Regions from separate parts of the Mus musculus genome. Here all the other regions are linked to region 1. A link is a loop called in an ENCODE intact Hi-C map of the cell type or tissue named here. Cell type or tissue: heart. All regions are shown on one strand.

Region 1 (8,000 bases):
TGACTAAGACATCCATCTCAGCTTACTACAGTGAGGCTTCTACCCACCCTCTACTTCCACTGCAGCTGCCCTCTCTAAGGCCACCATGTCCCACATCTTTCTAGAGCAGTGGTTTTCAAACCTCCTACTGCTGAGACCCTTTAATTCAGTTCCTCATGCTTCAGTGACCCCTCAACCATAAAATTATTTTCGTTGTTACTTTATAACTATAATTTTGCTTCTGTTATGAATCATAATGTAAATATGTGATATGCAGGATATCTGATATATGACCCCCAAAGGAGCCTAAACCCACAGGTTGAGAACCAGTGCCAGTGGTCTTATTGGCTTGGTATTCTAGTCAAGTTGACAACCAAGAATGGCCATCACAACTGGCCAACTGGATTTTGAATATATAGCTCCCCAGGTTATCTCCGAGTTCCCTGGCTGCTCCTTTTCTCCCAGCTCCTCGGCTTTTCTCTTGCTCACAGCACCCTTGTAAGGAATAGTAAAAGACCTATAATAACCTGATTGGCACAGCCCTGGGCCAGGGTATGTGCCTCAGCAAACAGAGCTTACACTGGTCTGCAACCCCATGTGACCTGAATACCTTGTGCAACTATATGCTGAGGCCCAGGTTACTGGCTGACCTCAGTCCTCATCTTTTTGGTTCAAGTCTGCTGTGACCTTCCATGGTCACAGCCTGGTGTGTCTTACCTATTTCTAGACTTTTCATATGTCTCCTGGACTTCTTGTCTTTCCTTTCCTGTAGGAACCCCCAGAGTTGTCATGGTTCAAATAGAGTTCCCCAAATATGCTGAGTTTTCCGTGGTCCCTCCCTTGGTTCAGTGTTTCTTAAACTTTTCCCACACACAACCCCTAGTCACTTAAGTACTTTTTATGTGCCCCTAAGGGATTGCTAATAAACCACAAACTTATTTTAATGCAATTCTTTGGCATGCATATAAGGCCAAGGTGAATTTCATACTAATGAGATGGAGGAGCCTATTTATCTTTACAGAAGAATTAAATCTTGCCTGAATACTCGATATTGCAGGGCACAAAGCATCCTCAGCGTTTCTTAGAGTTGATCAATAGTTTGGTTTTATTCTCTCTAACTCTGAGAGTAATGCTTTGCATAAGTGTAGAAAATGAAAAACGGCAGAAGTTGGCCAGTGAGCTGGCTTAGCAGATGAGGGCATTTGTGCAGAGGGTCTGCATGTGCACACACATGCACACATATGACAAATGGGAAAAGCACATTTAGGGTCATTTTAGAAATTGCTGTGGGCTGGAGAGGTGGCTCAGTGGTTAAGAACACTGACTGCTCTTCCAGGGAACCCGGGTTCAATTCCCAGCAACTACATGGCAGTTCCCAGCTCTCTGTAACTCCAAGATCTTAACCCCTCACACAGCACAGACATACGTGAAGGCAAAACACCAATGCACATTAAAGAAAAATAAATATAATTTAAAAATGCTGAAATGTTTAAATAAACAAACAAGTCAATATTGAAATATTTAAAAAAAGAAAAGAAATTGCTCTAGAGCCAGGCATGGTAACGCGTACCTTTCCTCCCAGGCAGAGGTAGGAAGATCTCATGAAAACAGTCAGAAAGTGTCGGGAATTCTCTCTTAATCCCAAGCTGAAGGTCATCTAATGATCTTTTTATATGAAGCACAAGTCAGCAGCTCAAACAGCAATCTTTAAAATCAAACATTTTCACACAATAAAAATCTAACCATGTACTAATTTGACACTTCCATGAAGAAAATGATGATGGGACATATTTAAAATGTTTTTTTAACTACGCCTCTATATTTTTATAAGAGAAGAGCATCTTGCATATACAATAAAACACTGCAATTCGTAGTAGACAATGTAGATGATATATTGCTGAGGTGTCTCAGACATTGCTCGTTGGTGTTGCTTGGTGTGACAGTATACACAGGCCAGTGTTCATATCCTGCACTCACATACCAGGCTGCAGTGATGCCTGATGAGGCAACACAGGCTCAGTGTTGCCAGACATATGTCAGATTCACCGAGTGCTGAATTGTGAATGAAGTTTAGTCATCACATGTTCAGAAACCTTTTACAATTGCCAACTTAATAAAACTTTAGTTGTTGCTTTTTTTTTTTTTTTTTTTTTTTTTTGGTTTTTCGAGACAGAGTGTCTCTGTGTAGCCCTGGCTGTCCTGGAACTCACTCTATAGACCAGGTGGCCTCGAACTCAGAAATCTGCCTGCCTCTGCCTCCCGAGTGCTGGGATTAAAGGCGTGCGCCACCACGCCCAGCTAGTTGTTGCTTTTTTATTATGTGTACAGGTGTTTTACTTGTATGCATGTTTTTGTACCACATCAGAGAGTCCATGGAGGCCAGAAAGCATCAGGCCCCTGGAGATGGAACAGATGATTGTGAGCCACCATGTGGTTGCTGGGAATTGAACCCAGGTTCTCTGGAAGAGCAGCCAGTGCTCTTAACTGATGAGCCATCTCTTTAGCCCTGTTGCAAATTTTCATAACCCAAATCCCACCACCAGTTTCATGATCCCCTATGGGGTTAAAGCCAATGTATTTAAAAGCTGGGTCTTGGTCAGTGATGTTACCTTTTCTAGTTCAACAGAGAGCTTTGAGGTTAGCCATGCTTCTTCACGCTCCACAATTAAGGCTGTTGTTATCTTCCAAGTGTTCTACTATAACAGCATTCTGACTAATTCCCCTGTCTCCAGAATCTCTCCCCTCCCCGTAGCCACCAGATCTTTCTTTGCACAGATCTGAGAATATGGCTCCTTTGTTTAAACCTATTTTTGACTTCTAATTAAGCATAGAATAAAGTCCAGATGCTCAGGTGTGGCATATAAAAGCCTTTATATCCCAGCCCAAACCCACCTTCCTGGTCCTGCGCCTTGCCTCTGATCTCATCCCAGTTCTTGCTTTGAACCACATCAAATTGTGGCGCAGGGAGGCTTACAGCTGATCTTGTCATGCGCTCCCACGCCTCCTGCCTTTGCTGTTACCTTGAGTGCCCTCTCTCTCACTCTTTGTCTCGTAAAATTCCATTCACTCTTCAAAGTTATCACCACCTGTCCCCCTTTTCTTTTTGTGGGGCTGGGGGCTAAATCCAGGGTCCTTGTGCACGCTAAGCAAGTGTTCTACTCTTGAGCCCAGCCTTATCACCTCTGTTTTTCTAGCGTCTGGCTCTCACTGCTAGCTACTACTTATATAGCACTACTGTGAGATAGCATAGGTTCTGTTGCATGTCTTTCCCACGTTAATTGTTTTGAATGTGTATGTCTCTGTGTATAGGTGTGCACATGGGATGAGTGCCCATGGTAGCCAGAAGGAAGTGTTGGCTGGACCCATTGGAACTGGACTTACAGTTTTCTGACTTGAGTGTTGGGACCCGAACTTGGGTCCCCTGGAAGATCATCAGCAAGTGCTTTTATCTGCTGGGCTATCTCCCAGTCCCACATCATGAGTCTCTTGATGACAAGATTAAAGTTTTTAATTTTTTTTATATCAGCAGAAACTTGCTGAGGACCTGTTACACCACAAATGTTGAATACAATTTTATTCTTTGGGCTGAGTCCAATTGGGCAGGAAGTTTGAACATCATTTTTATTGTTTATTTATTTGTTTGTTTATTTATTTATTTATTTGGTGAAAGGGCCCATGATTTCTTTCAGCATGAGTTGTAGCTTGTTTCTTTTTTCTTCAGAAAATGGAAAAAATAAAAAAAAAAGCCCCACAGGATAGGGTAGTTGATGGGCTCCCTTGGAGATGGTTGCTATGTCGAATTGCAGGTCTTTAGCTAAGTCTCTCAGGGACACAGAGACTGAATTCTCAAGTGACAGATGGCTGTCTGCATGTGGCACTTTCCAGACATCAGAATTCCTCTGAACCATGGGTGATTTTCAATTTAAGACTTAGGTTTTAGGCTCCATGGAAAATCTGAATAGTAAGGCTACAGTGTGCATTTGTACTTATTTTATTATGCAGTGGACTCTCCCGCCCCGTCTTGAAAAACTGATTAATTATCTCGAAGACTCTGTGTGTGTGTGTGTGTGTGTGTGTGTGTGTGTGTGATTTACAGGTTTTGTAGATATTAGCAAAAAAAAAAAAAAAAAAAAAAGCATAAAATTGACGTAATCATTCTCCTTAGCCCAAGCTGGGCTCAATAGGAACCACTCATGAGCCTTGCGAAGCCCAGAATGTGTAGATGAAATGAGCAGATGTGTATTTGTAGAACCGTGGTAGTAGCTTATGGGTGGGTGGGAAAGAGATTGGTTCCAAAATCCTTTCAAATACAAGAACTTTGTTCTCACTAGACTCTAAGCAACAAGTTGCAATTGAAAAAGATGAACAGATTGGTCAGCTAAGTGCCTACAGGAAAAGCCTTTGGGTGGATTTCTTGAGATCTGCCGTCCCATGGCTAATTTTGGGTCCCTTACTTCCTTTTCACTTCACAAAACCTCCTCTGGCTTCTCAAAGGAGTTCTAAGCGTCAGTTTCCCCAATGCTAGACAGTGAGGGATCTGGGTTCATCAGCACGGAACCCTCAGCCTCCTTCCTCTAGGAGCTTGGGATCCCGGGAGGGCGCCCTTGAAGCCAGGAAGAGGGATCACAGATGGCGGAGGGCGCAGCCGAGGCGAAGAGTGAGCAATGCTGGCAGTGGGGGCTGCAATCGTGGGTGGCTTCGCCCTGCCGCTCCCGGGCCGAGGTGCGGGCCCCAGAGTCTGAAAGGCCGCCCCTGTCGGCCCTCCCCCGGGCGGGGCTAGCCCCGATGGCGCTGACTCAGCAACGCGAGGGGGGAGTTTTGTCCCTCCGCGGACCCCGTTTCTCTCGGCCACCATTGAGCGGGTTTCCTTCTTCCGGCGCTTAGGGTGCGAGAACCAGGTCCGGCCAGCTAGGCAGCGGACTGTAGTGTAACCCCAGAGCTCACCTGAAAACCCTGAAAACTAACGTTTCCTCCACGAAGCAGTTTGGGCGCCATGAACAACGCAGGTGAGGCACCGCTGGTACCACGAGTGTTTTCCCGGGTCCTCTCCCGGGCTCGGCGGACCCGTGAGGCCCGGCGGCGTGAAAGGCCGTGGGATGGGATGGGGGTGGGTGGGGAGGGGGGGACGGACCTAGGCGAGGGCCGGGATGTAGCCCTCCGGGAGGGTGGGAGAGCACCAGGAGAGAGACGACATCACGCGGGGAGGATGCCGGGAGAGGGCTTTCTGGTACAGCACTCTGCAGGATGCTCTTGCGAAGTTAAATCTAGGATCTACGGTGACCCTATCCTAAAGCTGTCCCCGTCAGCCTCTTTGGGAGGGGATATAATTATAATGGCGTTTGATCTTCCCACAGGACTAAATTCGGAGAAGGTATCTGCTTTGATCCAGAAACTAAATTCTGACCCTCAGTTCGTACTTGCCCAGAATGTCGGGACCACCCACGATCTGCTGGACATATGTCTGAGGAGGGCCACGGTCCAGGGTGCTCAGCATGTGTTTCAACACGTTGTGCCTCAGGAAGGCAAGCCAGTCACCAACCAGAAGAGCTCTGGTGAGGTCTACGACTTCTTGCCTACTTTATTGACAGCAGCACATTTTGTTGTCCTAAAAATGGCCCTGGGATAACAGAGCTTTGTAGCATTGACAGAACTTGTAGTAAGCCAGAGAATAGGCACTAGAAAAGGGCAGGCCCAAGAACATCACCTGTGTGGTGGCTTCAGTGTTCTGTGGCCTATTAGCATTTAGTTTGTTTCCTAACGTGACAGATGGTGGTCTTTGAATGCATATCATCATGTTTTGATATTATGTGATGTTGGATGTGTGCGGTTTGTTCTCGTGCAGTTTTAATCTTAACAGTTCATCTAGAAGTAGCAGAAGAGAGAAACAGCTTATCAAGTTGCAGACAGATAAACCTAAAGCAAAAGATGAGCTATGTACTAACAGATTTGGCCTGTGCCAAATAATTAATAATTAATGGAAAAATATCCATACCATAGGAGATGTCCCAGAATTGCCCTAAAGTCCAAATGTATAAAATAGAAAAAAACATAAAGTGATTACAACAGATTGTAACCGGCTATTTTTAAATATGCTCTGTGGTTGCAGCTGGAGTTGCTATTCTCATAGTTCCTGTCAGTAGTTACTTTGTAGTATTTTGAGTTCTCATTCCTTGCTGGCTGAGAATTGTTGTTTTGCTGTCTGCTGTCCAGTTACAACTGTTGAAAATACATCTACACTGAGAGATTGGTTATCTAGGAATCCAAACAGGAGAAATAGTCTCAAAAAAATTGAACCAAAGGGACCTTGCATTTTTTTTCCCCTTATTTGGAAACTACTCCAAGTCTATGTGTATTGACAGAAAATATGTTATTGCTACTTAAGGCAATTCAAAGCTCAAAGGATACATTTAACATGGGTATTATTTTGCTGTGAGTCAATTATACCATAGAAAATTTGATTTTTAAATTTTAAAGGAAAAAAATTATGACCTTGCAATAATCTTATTATGTAGCAGAAAGTTCTTACTTAGCACTCACAGGCCTTCATTCAGAAGGACTTGGGATGTGTGGTCTGTCAGATGATCTAGTTAATATGTCACAATAATCTTAACATGGCCTGATCGCAGTCTCTTAGGGTAAGCTTGGAAATGTTAATCTGGAATCGGGCAGGTGGTCTTATGTGATAGATCATGTTACTCCAAATACTAGTAGAACATGAGCATAGTACATGGGTGATGTAATATACTTCTGTGAAATATTCATCTAAATAGCTCACCAAGAAGTAGCAGAAATAGGAATGGTGTGCAGGAGAGAGGCAGTGTACAGATAAGCCTAAAACAAAAATTACTCTATTAAAAAACACAATTTAATTTTTTTCTTTGTTACAAAATCACTTTTGTTCAGTGTAGAAAATCTGTAGCCTACCAGGAGGGAGGTGTTTTTTTCTGTTTATCCATCAAGTCTTTATCCTCTGTATGAGTGCTCTTCATATAAGAGCAAACTAAGAATTTTTATGTGTGCCTTTTATAAACCTTCTCATTTGACCATGTGTTGTAGACATGGTTTCATGTCTGTGAAAATATTATATCCAAGTATGTCAAAATTTTCCCTTTAAATTTTCCTCCAGGAGAGTGCTACCCTTAATCCAAGGCCTCACAGAGGCTCTCAGCGTTTTCTAGCCTCTCCTGCAGTGCAGCTATGCTTTGTTAAAGGCGGCACTCTGGAGTTACCCTAGTCTTCACTAGTGTGGAATGCTTACAGGGGTTAGATTCCTCTGTTTTGAAAGTCAAAATACTTGAATGTCCTAAAGACATGACCTCACTTAGTGGTGGGTGTCATTGGAAGTAGACCTTTAAAAACTCAAGTGGATATAGAAAGCGGTAAATTGCAGAAGCTCTGACTATGCATTTACAGGGGCAAATGAAAAGATGATTATGTTCTTAATGCTTGTCATAAAATCTTCAGGGACGCCATCATGTATGCGGTTAGAACTTTGTTGTATCAGGAACATACTAAATGGAGGAATGGTGGTGTGTTGTGGTTGAACATTAGGATCTAAGGATAGCAGAGATTCTGGTGGCCAGGGGCATATGAAGGGTGTAGAGCTGTGAAACTGAGTGGGAAGGTAGAGAAACAGCCCTTCTGTGGCATAGCCTCCTCCTGCCTCCACTTCCCAGTGTTGGGATCACAGGCATGTACTGCCCTGTCTAGCTTATGCAGTGCTGAGGATGAATCCAGGGTTTATTGCATGCTAGGTAAGCATTCTGCCAACTGAGCAGCATCTCCATCCTGGAACAGTGGTACTTCTCAGCATGACTTTGTTGTCCTTACCATGATTTTTAAGAAGAAAGTACTTGGTTGTTTGCTTTGTTTTGTTTTTAAAATTTATGTCTCAATTTTTAAATTATCATATTTTAACTCTTTGGCTGAAGTGATCCTCCTGTTTCCTTCCTTCCAAACTTATCATTTGTCTTTAAATGTTTATATAACCCAGTTAGTTAAATACCTCCTTTAAAATGCAA
Region 2 (8,000 bases), 99 kb before region 1:
CTTTGCACATCCTTCCCTTATGTAACTGTTCAAACCATTACTATAAACAGAGATTAAATATTTCCTCTTTGCATTCTGACTAGAATCGTCTTGCGTCTGGTTACTTGTAGTTACAATAAACTGACCTTCTGAGAGTCTAAACATTTCTCTCTATATGCTTGAAAGAAAACTAAAATTATCATATGTGTAATCTGAAAGGCTACTTTAGGCATGATCAGTACTTTAGGCATCTCTGAGGTAGACAATGAATGTTGTTTATAACAGAAGGAAAAACTTAGCCAGTGATGATAAAGGAGATGAGTTTAAAATGAATACAGTTTTCATTAGTGCCTGTCCAGACACCAGAGAACGACCTTTGTTGTAAATGTCTCCCAGAGCTGTTCTTCAACAGTAATGTGATCAGAAGTTATTGCCTCTAAATCCCCATTTCTATCTCATCTATAAAATGTGAATATTCAACCCGCCTCTCAGAATTATTACATCTATTAAAACCAACACATGATCAGAACTCCACACTAGCTCCTCATTTCTTTGGAGCTCTCTAGCATCCTGGTCAGTTTCAGTCCGCTTCTGACTGCCTCTGCCCCTCCTTGAGTGACAGAACAACCTGGGAACAACAAAGGCTGTCACAGCGAGCTTTCGGATTCCACCTAGCTACTGTATTAACCATTTACGTTCTGGTTGTATTTCTAAAATAACTCAAGATTTTTTTTCCTCCATTTACTTTGGGAAAACTATAAAAAGGCTCTCCCAGTTCAGGCACTTCACTTAGCAGCAAGCATTTTTAAAGTATTAACTATGAGCTGGATACTACTGCAGGCATTAAAGTACATACGAGCAACAACAGAAAAGCCCTGAATATTCTGTGTAAGTAGGGTGTGCTACTTCACATATTTTAGGTTAAGGCTCTACTAAATGAGAGATCCTTTTGTTCAACACTGTTGCAATACTTCTCAGAAACATCATAAAGAGGACCTGATGTTTCAACCACTCTTACAACCAAGTAAGGTTAGTAATCTATGAGAGTAATTAAATGTGATTCTCTGTATTCTAATTACATAGTTTTAAGATACAATGTCACTCTTCTGGGGACAATGTCAAAACAAAGCAATACCTGTCACAGTAGCTGTAAGGCTACTCTTTAGTATCTTTGTCAAAGAGCGATCATTTGCAATCTTATTTGAAAGATGTTTTAAGATTTCCACTCAAATCCTCAAGTGTTTGACTTCAGTATCATAAGATTTAAAGAAGTCGCTAAATATACCATATTAAAAATAATAATCTTTATAGATTTTAAAAATTAACTTTGAAATTAACTTTATTATATTCTTCCTATAGCCCTATAAACAACCTCTTTAAAAATGGAGAATTTGATATTTGGATAACAATAAAGACTCGAAAATACTATACATCATATACAATATCCCTCAAAAATAATCTGAATTAGCCGGGCGTGGTGGCACACGCCTTTAATCCCAGCACTCGGGAGGCAGAGGCAGGTGAATTTCTGAGTTCGAGGCCACTCTGGGCTACAGAATGAGTTCCAGGACAGCCAGGACAATACAGAGAAACCCTGACTCCAAAAAAAAACAAAAAACAAAAAACAAAAACAAAAAAGAAAAAAGAAAAAAATCTGTATCCACACCCAACATGATGATAACATTCTTTATTAAGTATAGCAAAGGTTGGGATGTAGGTCAATGGTAGAATGCTTTCCAGGCCCCGAGGCTCAACCCTCATAAACCAAAGAAATGTCTTAAGAGTTTTTCTCTCTTTTCTCCCTCATCCCTCACCTTTCAGTTCAGGGCCCCACGTAGATGAGGAAGGCACTCCACTACTGAACTATAAATGTCAGCATGGAAAAACTTCATATGCACTGGGAGGAGGTGGTGGACACCTTTAATTCCAGCTCTTGAGAGGTAGGTTTCTCTGAGCATAAGGCTTGCCAGCCAAGGCCACACAGAGAAACCCTGTCAAGAAGAGAGAGAGACAGACAGAGAGAGAGAGAGAGAGAGGAAGAAAGAGAGAGAGAGAGACAGAGAGAGCAAGAAAGAGAGAGAGAGAGAGAGAGAAGGAAGGAGTTGGATGAAAGGAATATCAGGACGTCGCTGAAACAACTTACTTCACAAAACACATTTAAAAGTATAGTTTTCTCACATAGACTAATGTCTGTGTTTTTCTTTTTAATATCCCTTTTTAATATTTGGAAGAGTTAAGCAGAGAGTGAATTTTTGCCTTGAGACTATCAGTATCACCCCAGGAAAATTCTTCACATTTGGCCACAACAGAACAACCAAAGATAAAGTCCCTGCAAGAGGTGTTATGGGACATTTTTAAACACCCAAGCAATGCAAACAGTGCAGGTGATACAGTTTCTCAAAAAAAAAAAAAGCCCTAGCTGGCAATGGCAAGCACCTTTAATTCCAGCAGAGGCACAAGTATCTCTGTGAATTTGAGGCCAGCCACCCGGTCTACCTGGTGAATTTCAGGCCAGCCAAGTCTATATAGTGAGACCCTGTTTCAAAACAACAACGAAAAGTAAAATAAAAAGGCCTGCTTGTCGTAGCACCTGACAGTTTAAGGGCCATATCAAAATCAAACTTGTGCAGATGTTCAGAAGTCTAACATGGTCAGGGAGAGGAAACTGTCCTACAACATCTAAACAGGATAAGCATCTACAGGGGACCTTCTACACACTAGTAAAGTCAAAGGCAGATGACTAAAACCATCTGGAACGATCATAATGTCCACAATTTTCTAGATTTCATAATATATGACTGACATCTTACAAAAGACATCACTTCAGGAGGGCTGTATGTAGCTCAGTTGGTACAGTACTTGTTAGCATGCATGATGCCCTGGGTTCAACCCCAGGCACGGCATAAAGCAAGGCTGGTGGCACATGCCTGTAATCTCAGCTACGGCAAAAGTAGGAAGATCAGGAGCTCAGGTCATACCTGGCTACATAGCCTGTCTGTAGCCAGTCTGGGCTACATAAGAAATGATTCCAAGTCTCACAGAGAAACGTCTTTCTTCATCTTTACCTTCAGCTCATCTGCCAGTCAAAAAAACCTTCAACTCATGATACAAAGATCCCAACTACCGCCCTCAAAAGCCTTACGAAGATACACATAGGGAATATGCTGGCACAGCTGGTGCTCTAGAAAGGAAAGAGGTACAGGTTTACTTCAGACAAGAAGACTCTATCTGGAGTAAGTACCATCTTCCTCCATTCCTCCTTCCTCTTACTATTCATCTCTGAAGAGTTAGATCATAGCCCCTCTCCAAGAGATATGTTTGCAGCTCATGCACATTTTGTCATGGGGCACAGTTTCTGTCAAGTTTTAACTGAGTAAACCTCTCATATGTAGTTATAACAGCTCTTGTTACATACTAGGTTTTGAAGGTCCTCATACTTCTACTTTTTACCTTTTAAAACCCCACGCGGGCTGGAGAGCTGGCTCAGCCCGTTAAAGGCTAGGCTCACAACCAAAAATATAAAACCCCACAGGGTGCTTAAATGTTACCGATGTCAATGTCTGGCTGTACTACCGCAGTAAGAAAGAGTACAGCTGGCATCAGAAATGAAGCAGTTCTGATCTGTGGGGGTTTCCCCTTATTCCATACTCCCCTAAGCAAAATCAGAAGTAAAGGCAGGAGAATGGGTTTCTATCCAGTAGCAGAGGAAGTGACTGGGGGTGTCGTTTGCTATTTCTGAACTACATTCTGTCTCCCTGGCAGTGGAGCACTGAGTAACCAGGCTTAGATTCCCCGATGTTAGTCAACCAGTCTGCCCTTCAATTTCCCCGTATGCAAAACAAGAGTACCAGTGGTGTCTAGAGGATATGAGTGGTGTCTAGGTCGCCCGGTTGTGGTCAACATCGAGTGACATAATGCAGTCGCAGAAAGTGCTTGCCACAGTGCTTCTAGTGACAAGCTTAGCTACATACATAATGAAGGTGCTAACTTAGGAATCCTTAAAATCCGTACCCGTTGCTCATATACGATGGTCTTTCAAAAATAGGGATAGAATGGGAGGGGGGAAAAAGCCCCCCGGCTTGCCCTGCACAAATGACAGCCACAAGCAGGCTTCTTTACAGTTAGCAAGAGGAAGAGGTACTGCAACCTGGCCTCCGTTCCAGTTACTGGGTGTCACTCTCCACACCGACTGCCCCCGACCCCTTAGGCTGGCAAGCACTGTTTGGGCGCCTGCTGGCTGTCAAAATAAGCCTCCTGGCCTCGAAGGCTCACGTGGGACCGAAAGCAGTCAGGCAACGCTTACTTGTTCCTGCGGATCCAGTCGATGAGGGCGCGCACCTCCGGCACCTCATCCAGGGAAGGTGGCTCGCCGGTGCTGAACTGGTCAGGGAAGCTGCGGTTGAGGTCGCGGCCTCGGCTGTTGTCACGGCCGCTGGTCCCAGGCGGGCCGCTGTCGCCGAGGCCGCAGTCACCCTCGCGGGCACGTTCGAAGCCATCCGGGTTCAGGCTGGGCAGCAAATACACGTCGGTGGTGTTGAGCAGGCGGACCAGGCGCGGGTCCCCGCGGCGGTAGCCCGACGCCAGCTCGCGGGCCAGGTAGACCAACACCTGGCGTGACACCGTCTCGTCGCCGTGCATGTTACCCACCAGCTTCACCTGCGGCCGGCCGGGCAGCAGCGGCCCCGCGGCGTCCAGCCCCGCGGCGGCGGTGGGCGGCGGCCCCAGGCCCGCTGTGAGGCGCAGCACCCACAGCGGCCGGCCCTCCACCGAGCTGCCGATGCTGAAGAGACGCGCCAGGCCGGGTGGCCCCGCGGCCGCCGCCGCTTCCAGCGCCTCGCCCAGCGCCGCTTCGTGGTAGTAGTGGTCAAACTGGCCCTCGGCCGCCTCGGAGCCGCCAACGGTTGTCGTGGTCGCCTCAGCCTTCTTGATGTGCGCCGCCTGGGCCGAGCTCCTCAGTAGCAGCAGCAGCAGCAGCAGCGGTGGCGGCGGCAGCAGACGCAGGCGTCCCAGCCGCCAGGGCGGCCGCTCATCCCGGCCGCTCGCCATCTTCCAGCAACGCCGCTAATACCGCTCCGCTCCAGCGGCTCCACACTCCGGGAGGCGGCAGCCCGCCGGATCCCCTCCGCGCCTAGCAACCCCATCCCGCCTTCCAGCCTTAGCCAATCGTAGCCTTGAATGCTTGGGTGTCACTCTAGGGGGCGGGGCTTTCCTTAAAGCGGACGATTTTCCCTCTGGGCGTGTCTCCACTCCAGTCCTTAGGGACTTTAGTCGCTTTCCTTTCCTCCACTAAGGTTCTACCCTCTGTCTTCCCGCCTCCCTATTTCCTCTTCTACTTCTCTCGTTTTGTTTTGTTTTGTTTTGTTTTGTTTTGTTTTTTGCTCAGTCTCTTCTTTATGGCTTCTCCTCTGAAATTCTCTGAGAGCTTTTACTAGCCCCCTTCTTCGTTGCAGCATTTCTTAGCTACGCTTTAATGCTTTAGAGTCAGTAATCAAAAGAATCGAAAGGTTCCAAAGATTAAAGGACTCTTGAGAAAATCAGGAAGTTAGAAAGAATCTTAATCTCCTTGGAGAATCAAAGACCTCCTTAGTCCCATCTCCTTTGCACCTTCCTCCCCGCCCCCCCCCCATCCCCCTTGATCGGTTCTGCCTGGGCTTGAGCCCATCTGCCTACATGCAGTTGAAGAGAATGAGACACCTCATAAAGCAATCAATTCTATTTTTGATTTGTCGCGTGACTAGGTATCTCCTTTATTAAGTGGAAACTTCCATAGTAGGCGCCCTCTGTCTTAATGTGGTCTTAATTGGCCATTCAAAAGTGTTGGATTGTAACTATCTTCTTTGTGTGCTGGTCTCTGCTCTCACTGAGGAGATATCGTTTTTTAGTGACCTTACCCTCCTCTCACACTTCTTTTGAGTAGGAGCATCTAGATCACCTCTATACAGCCATAGCTATAGTTTTGGAATGCTGTCTTTAAGAGATAGATTTGCCATGTCTAGAAATACCTGCTTGGCAAGTGTACTTCCCCCAAGGTATTTGGGTAAGTCCAGAAAAACCTAACCTTCCAAGTAAAGTTTAATCACGTTAGCTTGAAGAAATTTGAAGTTTGGCAATCCTTTTATCAAGCGTGAAATTCTAACCCATCTAATGACATAATTGTGATAACCATTATCATTCCCTTCTTTCGGTGCTGGATGGTTCGAGTTTCTGAACTCTAATTGAATCTTCATAGAGCCCGTGGAATTCACTGATTACTGAGTATTTATTGAGTAATTGGTGTCTGTCAAAGCTAGAAGCTGGGAAGCAAGGCATTGCTTGCATAGTTAGAGATCCAATGCAGGGATGAACAATGCAATACATCTGTGGGGACATTCCTGAGGAAAACCTCATTCAGTCTGAGGAGAAGGCAACCAAGAAGCTAGGGAAGAAGCCAAGATGGGAGTGAAGAATTCTGGATAGAAGGAGGAGCATGCACGGGAGGTTGGAAAGTTTACGAGCAGAGCCTAGGTGTTCTAGAATTGTTTGTAGGTTCAGGTTACTGGTGAAGGGGATCACAGAGGTATCAATAAAGAGCCAAGGATGGGTTTGAAGCTAATTTAGAAAAATCTCCCCCTGGCAGTAACTTGAAGAACAGAATAGGCAATCTTAAACATGAGGCCAAGAGACCCACAAGAAGCACATAATCCAAGAAGGTACTGAGTCCTTGAACAAGGATGGAGCTGGTGGAAATGGAAAGAAATGGCTGGAAATGACTTTAGGGGTGAAATGGGACAGTTCCTGCGGACCCAGAGAGAGGATGGCAGGCTGGCTCCAAATTGAACATTGCCATGGTAACAAGCAGTGCTGTGTGAAACTATTCCTGCAGAGACATGAACAAATGTCTGCTCACCACAGATATGGAACCAATGACAGACCAAAGCAAGGATACTACTAAAATTCAACTTGGTGAATCAATGAATTTTATTGATGTTACTTACAGGAATATGAGTCAGGGGTTGCTTACAGGAGCAGAAATCACTCAAAGACAATAGCTGCATCGCCAAAAGCCCACTCCACATGGGCGATGGCTCATAAACTGGAAAACTGGAGGGCACTACATAACTTGCAGGCAGTACAACAGGTTGATAGTGCATCTAGCAGTCAATTCAGTTGGCTTCAGCATCCTCTAGACAGGTGGTCTCTGCATCCTCCCAGAGCCTCTTCTAGGTACCTCAGCAGATCTGAGAGTGTGTCTTAGTAGTCTTTACTGCTTATATGCTTAGAGAGGGAGGAGTCTAGTGAATCTGGTCAGTTTCAGGGACTTCCTGAAGAGGCTGAAGTGTTTACTTCTGGGGCTAATGAAGCTTTCCAGCAAGATGGAAAGCTTCCCCTCCTCCTTTAGCATTCTGTACCTTAACATGTGACCCTCCGAGATAGAAGGTTTTGATCTTGGAGGAAATTGCTACAGAACACACAACCACTCTAGTTTTGAGAATACTTCTTCTTTTTGTCCCATTAGTCGAGGCTGTATGCTGCACAAGGGCTGTAACTCATCTGAAATAAAGCCCCAGCTCCATGCAGAGAGACCCTCTTCTCCTCTGGGAGTACTTCATCATTACACTGTGCAGTTTTGCAATCACCCAAATGGAAAGAGCCCAGGGGACATATTAACCTCTAATCAAATATTTCCTTCTCTATCATTTTCTATCATTCTTTGGACGGCCTTGGCAGGGCTGCTTCACCTAGGAAGGGTGGCTGAAACACAAATAAACAAGCATCAGTGGAATAATGGTATGTAACTTGAGTCAGTGCCCTCCCTGGCATCCTTAGGCCTCCCACAGTGCAGACCTGGGCTCTGAAAGGACTGGAGCCTTCTTCCTTCCAAGTACAACTTGGCTCTGTCATGAAACCCAAAGCTGCAGACCAGGTCACGGCTCAGTGAAGGGGCATAGAGGGGAGGAGGGCTGGCTTTGTAGTTACCCACAGCTGAATGCTGCCCTCTGTTCCAGAAGCCTGGGAGCTTGTGGCAGGTGTCCTTTTCCTAC
Region 3 (8,000 bases), 140 kb before region 1:
GAGGAGAAAAGAAGTAAGGAGCCCAGAGTGTCTTAGCTACGAGAGAGAGCATCTGACCCAAGTGCTTTAAGGTAGTTTTTACTGAATTAACTTTCCAGTGTACCTTGGAATAAGAAAGTGCTATTTGCTGAAATACAGCATCATCTGGTGACTTGCTGTACGTGGCAACTCCTTGCTCATTATCATCATAAGGGTAGTTAACCACCAGGGAACCTGCAAGGAAAACAGGAAAAGGCACTGTTTCAAAATGGATCAGCTATGCAAAACCAGGCTTTCACAATACAGTCAGAACTGGAAGGTTTGTGATAGGCTCTAGAGCCACCTGGGAGATTATGTTAACTGTGACAGGAGGCAGCACCTAGCTGCACTCTCTTGCAGAAGTCCCACTTCCCACTAGGCTCTCCCACAGCAAGCATAGTGAGGCTTGCTTCTGCGGCTTGCCTCTGCAGTTTCCCTCGGAAGCTCTGCTTCCCCCTACCCCTGCCCCTCTCCCACCTTGAAGCAAAGGTGGGGGTTCTTTCCACCTTCCTGGCTGTTTCGAGAGGACTCAAGGAGCCACGGGTGCCAGCCTGAGTGAGACAAATGAGAAAACTCCTCAGCTTCAGTGGCACCTAGGCTAGCACCCTCCCAGACAACCAGGTGCGGCTGTGCCTATCCTTCACGAAAGGAGATTAGGGTCCCACGCTTAAATCTTAGAAAAGAGGTAATCAGAGGTCACAGACAGTTTTGGCTGACCATAAAACTAGTTCCTGATAGCCCCACAAAAGACAATCTTTAATCCCCCTCTGATCCTCGCGATTCCACCCTATCAAATGGTATCGTGTCTGAGTTATAACTTACCTCACTTACCTCATCAACCTAAGCATTCAAAGAATTTCTAACTATGCTGTATATAAGAGCTAAACACTCGAGCTTGGGGGCCCACTCCGGACCTACGCTGTGGGGAGGTTTGCGATCTGAGTAATAAAAATAAAAGACTCTTACGAAAATTGCAACAAACTTTGAAGTTCTTGAGCTCTCCTGGGTTTTCCCACAGAATTGGGGCATAGCACACCATTCCCTAGGCCCCACTGCCAGGAAGCTACCCGAGCTCAATCACTTACCATTCTCTGCTTCCTAGAACTGTGGGCCGAGATAAACCCCTTCTCCCCTAGGTAGTGTTTGTCAAGGTGTTTTATCACAGCAACAGAAAAGGTAAGATGGAAGAAAGCGCCATGAAATTTATTAAGCAAGGCCAATTACGTGTTCTCTAAAACAGGTTAAGCAACTAAGGGCAGAGCCAGCCTGGTCTGCACAGAAAAATCCTAAAAATGTCTTATGGTCTAAGGAAGTACCAACAGTGAAGTGACTCAAAGTGAAGAAAGGGATGCTTTCAAGTGTGAAAAGGCCATCACTCACCGCATGCTTTGCATGAGAGAAAAAAAGCAATGGTGGGTATCAGGGAGAAGCTTTGAGTTATGTTTGTTAAAGAACCACATCTTTTATATCTGTCTGTCTGCTTATTATGCTTTCTACTGCATAGTGTGGAAGTCAGAAGGCCATTTGCTGGAGCACATTTCTGCCTTCCACTATGTGGGTTCAGAGGATGGAACTTGGCATGTGTCCTTATCTGCTGGGCCATCTCTCCAGCCTGGTACTTTCACTCTTATTCACTTGAATCTGTTTTGAGACAGGGTCTCATGTATCCTAGGCTGCCTTGAACTACTATGTAGCTGAGGATGACCTTGAACTCCTGACCCTCCTACTTCTCTTTCCTGAGTGCTGAGATTATAAGCATATGCCACCATGCCAGGTTTATAGGGTACATGCTGGTCATGGACTCCAGGGCTTCATGCATGTTAGGCAGGTATCCTACTGGCTCAAATATGTTCCTATGATGTTTCTTAATATTGACCTCTCATTTTGTTCAAATGACTCATTCCTGATAAGTCATCCTGACATATATATTTCCAAATCCTCAATAAGAATGAAGTCATTATGCTGCAGTTAAATAACTCTGTGTGTGTGTGTGTGTGTGTGTGTGTGTGTGTGTGTGTGTTCAGGCAGGAGAGCACAAATAGAAGATAAGAGAATATGTTTGATCTTTATGATAACAAAGTGTACAGTACCTAGTTAACACTATAACAAATAAAGATGAAACACTTGAAGAACTATTACAGAAAGAGTGATATGAAAAAGAGAAAAGCAAGAAAAGGGAAGGCAGGAAGTGGGAAGAAGAGGGAGAGATGGTTTAGTGGAAGAAAAGTACTTGTGGGTAAATCCACAAATCTCAATTAGATCCTGAAATCCAGTGGGAAGAGAGAGCTGACTTCTGAAAGGTGTCTTCTGACCTCTACACACATGTCATGGCATGTACACACACACACACACACACACACACACACACACACACACACACACACACTGTATATGCATAATAATAAATAACATTAAAATTTAAAAGGAAGGAAAAAGGGAAGAAGGAGAAAGGGCACGGGAGAAGGCAGAGGCAGGAGGAAGATCCCTAAAGACCCCTGCAAGGCAGGGCCAGTGTGGTCTGCACAGTGAGCTCTAGGCCTGCCCGGGTACCTGGTGAGGACATGTCTAAAGGAACAACAACTGAAAAGAAAAAAAGAAAAAAAAAGGAACGAAAGAAAGAATGAGTGGGGAAGGGAGGGGAGAGCCAGGAAATCGGCCTAAAGGGAAGAGAAGGTTTAACTGTTCTCTGTCACAGAGGCGGTGATAGAGGACTCACTTGAAGGAAGCCTAGGACTTCATACAAGCAGACACAATTTCAGCAGGATTTTCAAATGCTCTCAACAAGATGAACTCAGTGGCACAGGAGCTGCCGTACATACCCCCGTGCAGATTGGCTGACAGCACAAACGGGTAGGCCTTCACCCAGCTCATCACAGCGATAGTTTCTGGTTGGGTAGGTTCTGTGATTGGAACAAACTGGTCTGGGAAATTCCGGTTTAGGTCAAAGTTGTTGCTGTTGTTTCTGCCAACTACACTGATCGAATCTCCTGCAGGATAAAAGATTAAGGTTTAAGGTAGCTTTTTACTATGTTTTAATATAACACAGACAATGTCAGCCACCTTAACATGCAAGCACCTCAGGCTCACTGCTACCAATCCCAATGAGTGAATTACAGCTCCCCCAACCCCTTTTTTGGGTACATTGTGTATTGTAAAAAAAAAAAAAAAAAAAAGTAACCTCTCTTACAGATCTTTAAAGCAAAGTGGTAAAATCATCTCTCTCTAGTGTCTGCCCTCTATGTATCCTTTGAGAGAAAAAAAATTAATTATATAAATGATACTAAGGCATTGTTCAAATGTTATAATACACACATGATGGCATAAGCAACCCTTAAGTTGGTGGGCTTCATCATGAGAAAACAGACCAACAAAAAGAAAACTGTGCTGTGCTGACATTAAAATTATTACAAAAAGGTAAAGTCAGTAGAGAACACGGTTGGGCATTTAACCCAATAGAGGAAAAAAGTTCAACTCAAGCTTAACTGTGTAGACTCTTACATGAGTGAGAGCGAAATTACTGTCATACTAGAGAGAAGAATGGCAAGTGAGGGGAGGGCCCACTGGAGGGCTCCCTCGTGGTACTTGGCTCCCCCTTTCAGAAGGGTTAGAGGTGGCAGGAGGGATCTGCGATGCTGGCAACAGTGAGGAGCAAGAGCCTGAACACAGTAAGGATCAACCTGAGCTGTGTGAATGGGAGCCCCAGGGTCAGCTCAGTGTGAGCTGCCCCATCCTGTGTGGATGTTCACACTGTGAAGTCTGTTCCACTCACAGGGATCACTGCAGAGGGATCACTGCTAGGAGCAGCTGAGGGAGAGTAAACAGATTGCTTGGACGTATTTCAAGTTGGCTACAGTTAACTGCAGAGACAGGAATAGCTCTGCAAAGCTGTCCTTTTATAAAAAGAAAGCTTTTCTGCCTGATACCCTACTTTGTGCCTTGGAAAGGCATACCTGAAATAGAGACTGGGGATCTGACACCTGGTACAGAGATGACCATAGACAGTTGTCAGCTGACAGACTTTATCTGCATGACAGAACGACCTGTGCTGGCAGTGAACACTCTCCCTCAACCTCCCATATCCCATAACCACCTCTCTCCAGCCAGACCTAACCCCCAAGCTTAGGTGTATATATATATTTCAACTAGTTCTCCTCTGAGACTTACACCTGTATGATTCTCATGTTTCTGAATATAAATAACTTAATTTTCCCTGTTAATCTACCCATTATCAGTTTATTATAGATGAAAGTTATCAAACCTTTATAGGGAAAAATATTTAAAAATTCCCTATGGAATCATGGGCTGGGAAAAGGTGGATTCTTACTCTCTAGGGTTCTGTAGAAGGTGACCTGTGTAAACCCGTCCTCCCAGCCCTTTCAGCATTGCCTCAGGAGAGATGGGCTTGCCTAGGGGAGGCAGGAAAAAGAAAAAGCAGTAACTTAGCATGGATGGAATATGGATGAGTACAGAAGCCACTGGCTTCAAATATTATCTGTTTTGACTTTCCAGTGATAAATAAGGTTACACATATAATAGTTTAATAAAAACTACTGTTAAAATGAAACAGTTTATGAAAAAATCTTCCATTATTTTTAATAAATTGGTTAGTCTTACTTGTCAACTTGATTGGATAGAGACACCACAAGATTAGTAAAGCACTCTATGGGGGTATACCTTTAAGGTATTTTACATCTAGAATAGTATGATGGAAAAACATTGATCATTTTTTTAAAAACAGATTTACTTATTTTTAAGTGCATTGTTGTCTTGCCTGCAATTATGTCTGTATGAGGGTATCAGATCCCCTGGAACTGGAGTTACAGACAATTGTGAGGAAGAGGGAAAGAAAGACTGGTCCTGAACATGTGTACTACCCTCTAATAGGCTTGGGACCCAGACAGAACAAAACTACATGGAGGAGGCGGCCAGCTAGTGCCTGCCAGCTCCATTCTTCCAGAGCAAGTGCAACCACTGCTACTGTCACCAATCAGGCTCCAGCATCTTCAAGACTTTCCCTGGGGACTGGTATCAGTGACTTCGGGTAGCTGCCAGGGCTCAGCCTTGGACAGCACCGCTGAATCCTTGTTTCCAGGCTTCCTGTTTCTTGTTCTGAACAGCTACCATGTTCTTTGCACGTATAGACGGTCCACTATAGGGCTTCATTATTGAACTACCTCGCTTCTAAGCACATACATCAATCTGATTGATGAACCCCTTTTTATGGTTTTACATACATACACTCTCTATCAGTTCTGTACCTCTAGAGAACACCGAAGAAGACAAATAACCACTACAGAAACGCAAAATCAAACAAGGAACACACATCTTAATGAAAGGCTGGAGAGATGGCTCAGTTGGTAAAGTGCTATGCAAGCATAAAGTTCAAACAGTAAACAGCTAGGCACTGTAATGTGCATCTGCAACTCCAGGGCTAGGGGGCAGAGTTGGGCAGATTCCTGGAGTTCACTGACCGGCAAGTCAGCTGAATCAAACTCTGGGTTCTCAAAAATAAGGTGGAGAGCACCTGAATAAGAACTCAACATCAACCTCTGCCTTCTACACATGTACATGTGTACATATAGTACACACACACACACACACACACACTATATACATACATACATATATACACATACATACATATATATATGTGCTTCATCATGTATTGAAAAGTCTGCCCTATTTTCTAAGTACATAAAAGCTAAAACATTAATAAATCAGCAGAATAAAAAAGTTCAATATCATCTCTCTTCCAAATGACGACATTATACAACAACCAACATATTAGGCTGTCTCTTCTTTACCTTCCTGGGACTTTTCATATCCATCAGGATTCATGGATGGCATAAGGTGAATTCTTGTGCTGCGAACCAAATCTGTTACTTCAGGGTCTGTTCCAAAATTCTTGCAGAGGTATTCAATGAGATTCAATAGCAGCTCTCTTCCAACCACTTCATTTCCATGCATATTTCCAATATACTTAAATTCTGGTTCACCTGAAACAAAATAATTACACAGATGACTTTTTCCTTTTCAGGTAAAACGGACTCTGCTTTTCCCCCTAATTAATATATATATATGTTCCAAACCAAAATATTAAGTAAACATGTACTTCCCAACATAAAAAAACTTCATAAACAAAGGATCTTTTAATCAGTACACATGTCTGAGCAGGCTCAAAGAAAATATGTCTGCATATCTTATAGATACACAGACAGACTGGTAATACTCATATATGTATATCCACATGCCAAACTGAACTCAGCTAAATGAATTCAATCTCTGAACATACTAAATACCATGGAAATGTGGATTACCAAATTGATTTTTCTCTTCTGGAAACAGACTAGAAACAGAGCCCCATGTTCTTTTTTGACTAGGTATTTTTAATGGAAGTTACACAGCATACAGATGACATTTCTGGACAAAGCACAGGGATACACACTAGCTTTGAGAGGCACTACTGAGATCACGTGAAGCCATGCAGTTACCTGGTTCATGGACACCTGGGTTATCAGATATCTCCATCACATACAGTTCTCTTGACTCTACGGATTTCCCCAGAGAATAAAGACGGGTGATATTAGGATATTCATTGGCAAATCTTCTCAAGAAGATTTCCATGTCGGGAAAATGGTGGTGGTGAAAGTCTTTAGGCTGAATTGGCTGATGGGAGGATGGTGTTCCAGGAGGGATATTAGGAACAGCAACTGTGCCAGGAGTTGTTACAGCCTCAGTTGAACCAGGCATTACTGACATCACAGTTGGCCGAAGGGAGAAATCCATCTCTGTAGCTGGCCCTTCTTTCACCATTATATTATTAATGGTCAATGGCATATACCTTAAAAATTGGAAAGGGAGGTGGCTTGAAATTAAGACTCATGATGCTTTAACATTATAGAAACACTATGACCTTTTCTCATACTCCTGCAGTTAGTGATCTGTCAAAACCCAAAATGTAAGCTAAGACAACTGTATAAATTTAGCCATCTTAGAATGTTACTTCACAGAAAATCTTGGATTAAGTCTTTAAAGAGTTATTTCTTTCACAAACTTCCTGTGTATCTCACACTAGAGTTTTGCCAAAAATGTTACTGTGATATTCAAAGGGGCAGGCAAGCTAACTGCTGCTGTGATGTTCAAGGCATGTGTTACCCATCTTTGCCTCACCTTATCAGATTAGCATCCCTCTTCCCTCCCATTACAAAGCTCAGAATGAAAGGTTATCAATAAAATCCTCATTACATGAGTGTGCAGAAAGGTTTGCACCGATGAAACCCACTGCTTTAATGTACTGGAAAGCTGGGAAGACAGGTCGTCCAACTCCATCTATGGAGCCCTAGGCTGCTTCTACCTGATTCAACTAGCTGAGGCAATGCTTCCAACGGCGGAACCTTTTGTAAAGCTTTTATAATCTTTCTTCCTCCTAGTGTTCCAAGTATGCCTCACACTGTTAGACTACAGGACAAAACACTTCAGTGATAGTACTTTCTCATAAAAACAGAAGCCCCATTCAGTGAGAAGCACTTAGACAATCCTACATCTAAAGAGAGGCTTGGCACTGTAATTAAGGATCTAGCTTAAACTTTTACCCAGTTGAAAGCGCCGTAAGATTGTAAGTTCCAGGAACAAGTAATCTGTGGAAATCACCAAATCTTCCCGTTGTGATGTTATGATTAATACCAGCCACTGAAATGGTTGCGTTCTCTAACCCAGAGCCTGTTACGGAATCTTTAACAAATCCTTTAATTCCAATGTGGACCTAAAAGAAAAAATAAAAACTCAGAGGCAATCAGTTTGGTGCTAGAGTTTCTAAACAGTAAGACTACTATAAGAGTTTCAAATTTTTCTTTTTCGTTTGTGACAGGGTCTCACTATGTATCTCTGGCTGCCCTGGAACCCTTTATGGAAACCAGGCTGGCCTCCAACTCACAGGGATCCCCTGCACCTGCCTTTGGAGTGCTGGGATTAAAGGAGTGAGT

What was found. Hi-C counts contacts between places; a loop is a spot of excess contacts. Peaks named below come from ENCODE experiments on the same cell type or tissue, not always from the same donor. Only the 100,000 strongest peaks of a DNase experiment are listed, where the experiment ranks them.
Region 2: a loop joins it to region 1, with 2.1 times the contacts of the local background. A loop is called at or near these places in 5 of 42 quality-filtered maps.
Region 3: a loop joins it to region 1, with 2.1 times the contacts of the local background. A loop is called at or near these places in 6 of 42 quality-filtered maps.

What each region holds. Positions count from the first base shown.
Region 1 is chr11:76,940,909-76,948,908 of GRCm38, forward strand. It overlaps Blmh (bleomycin hydrolase), which reads left to right and starts at 4,748. Exons shown (of 12, transcript NM_178645.4): 1 at 4,748-4,985; 2 at 5,334-5,531. The coding sequence starts at 4,973. In heart, no CTCF peak of the experiment used is centred here; a DNase peak (open chromatin) is centred at 4,773; H3K4me3 peaks cover 1,989 bases; H3K27ac peaks cover 1,433 bases.
Region 2 is chr11:76,841,942-76,849,941 of GRCm38, forward strand. It overlaps Cpd (carboxypeptidase D), which reads right to left and starts at 5,067. Exons shown (of 21, transcript NM_007754.2): 1 at 4,283-5,067. The coding sequence starts at 5,025. In heart, a CTCF peak has its summit at 4,999; DNase peaks (open chromatin) are centred at 3,820, 4,290 and 5,130; H3K4me3 peaks cover 3,888 bases; H3K27ac peaks cover 2,638 bases.
Region 3 is chr11:76,805,873-76,813,872 of GRCm38, forward strand. Cpd (carboxypeptidase D) reads right to left here. Exons shown (of 21, transcript NM_007754.2): 4 at 7,611-7,780; 5 at 6,510-6,859; 6 at 5,823-6,014; 7 at 2,838-3,005; 8 at 104-213. Among named protein-coding and RNA genes, the nearest start is that of Cpd, 37 kb to the right of the region's middle. In heart, a CTCF peak has its summit at 5,451; a DNase peak (open chromatin) is centred at 3,779.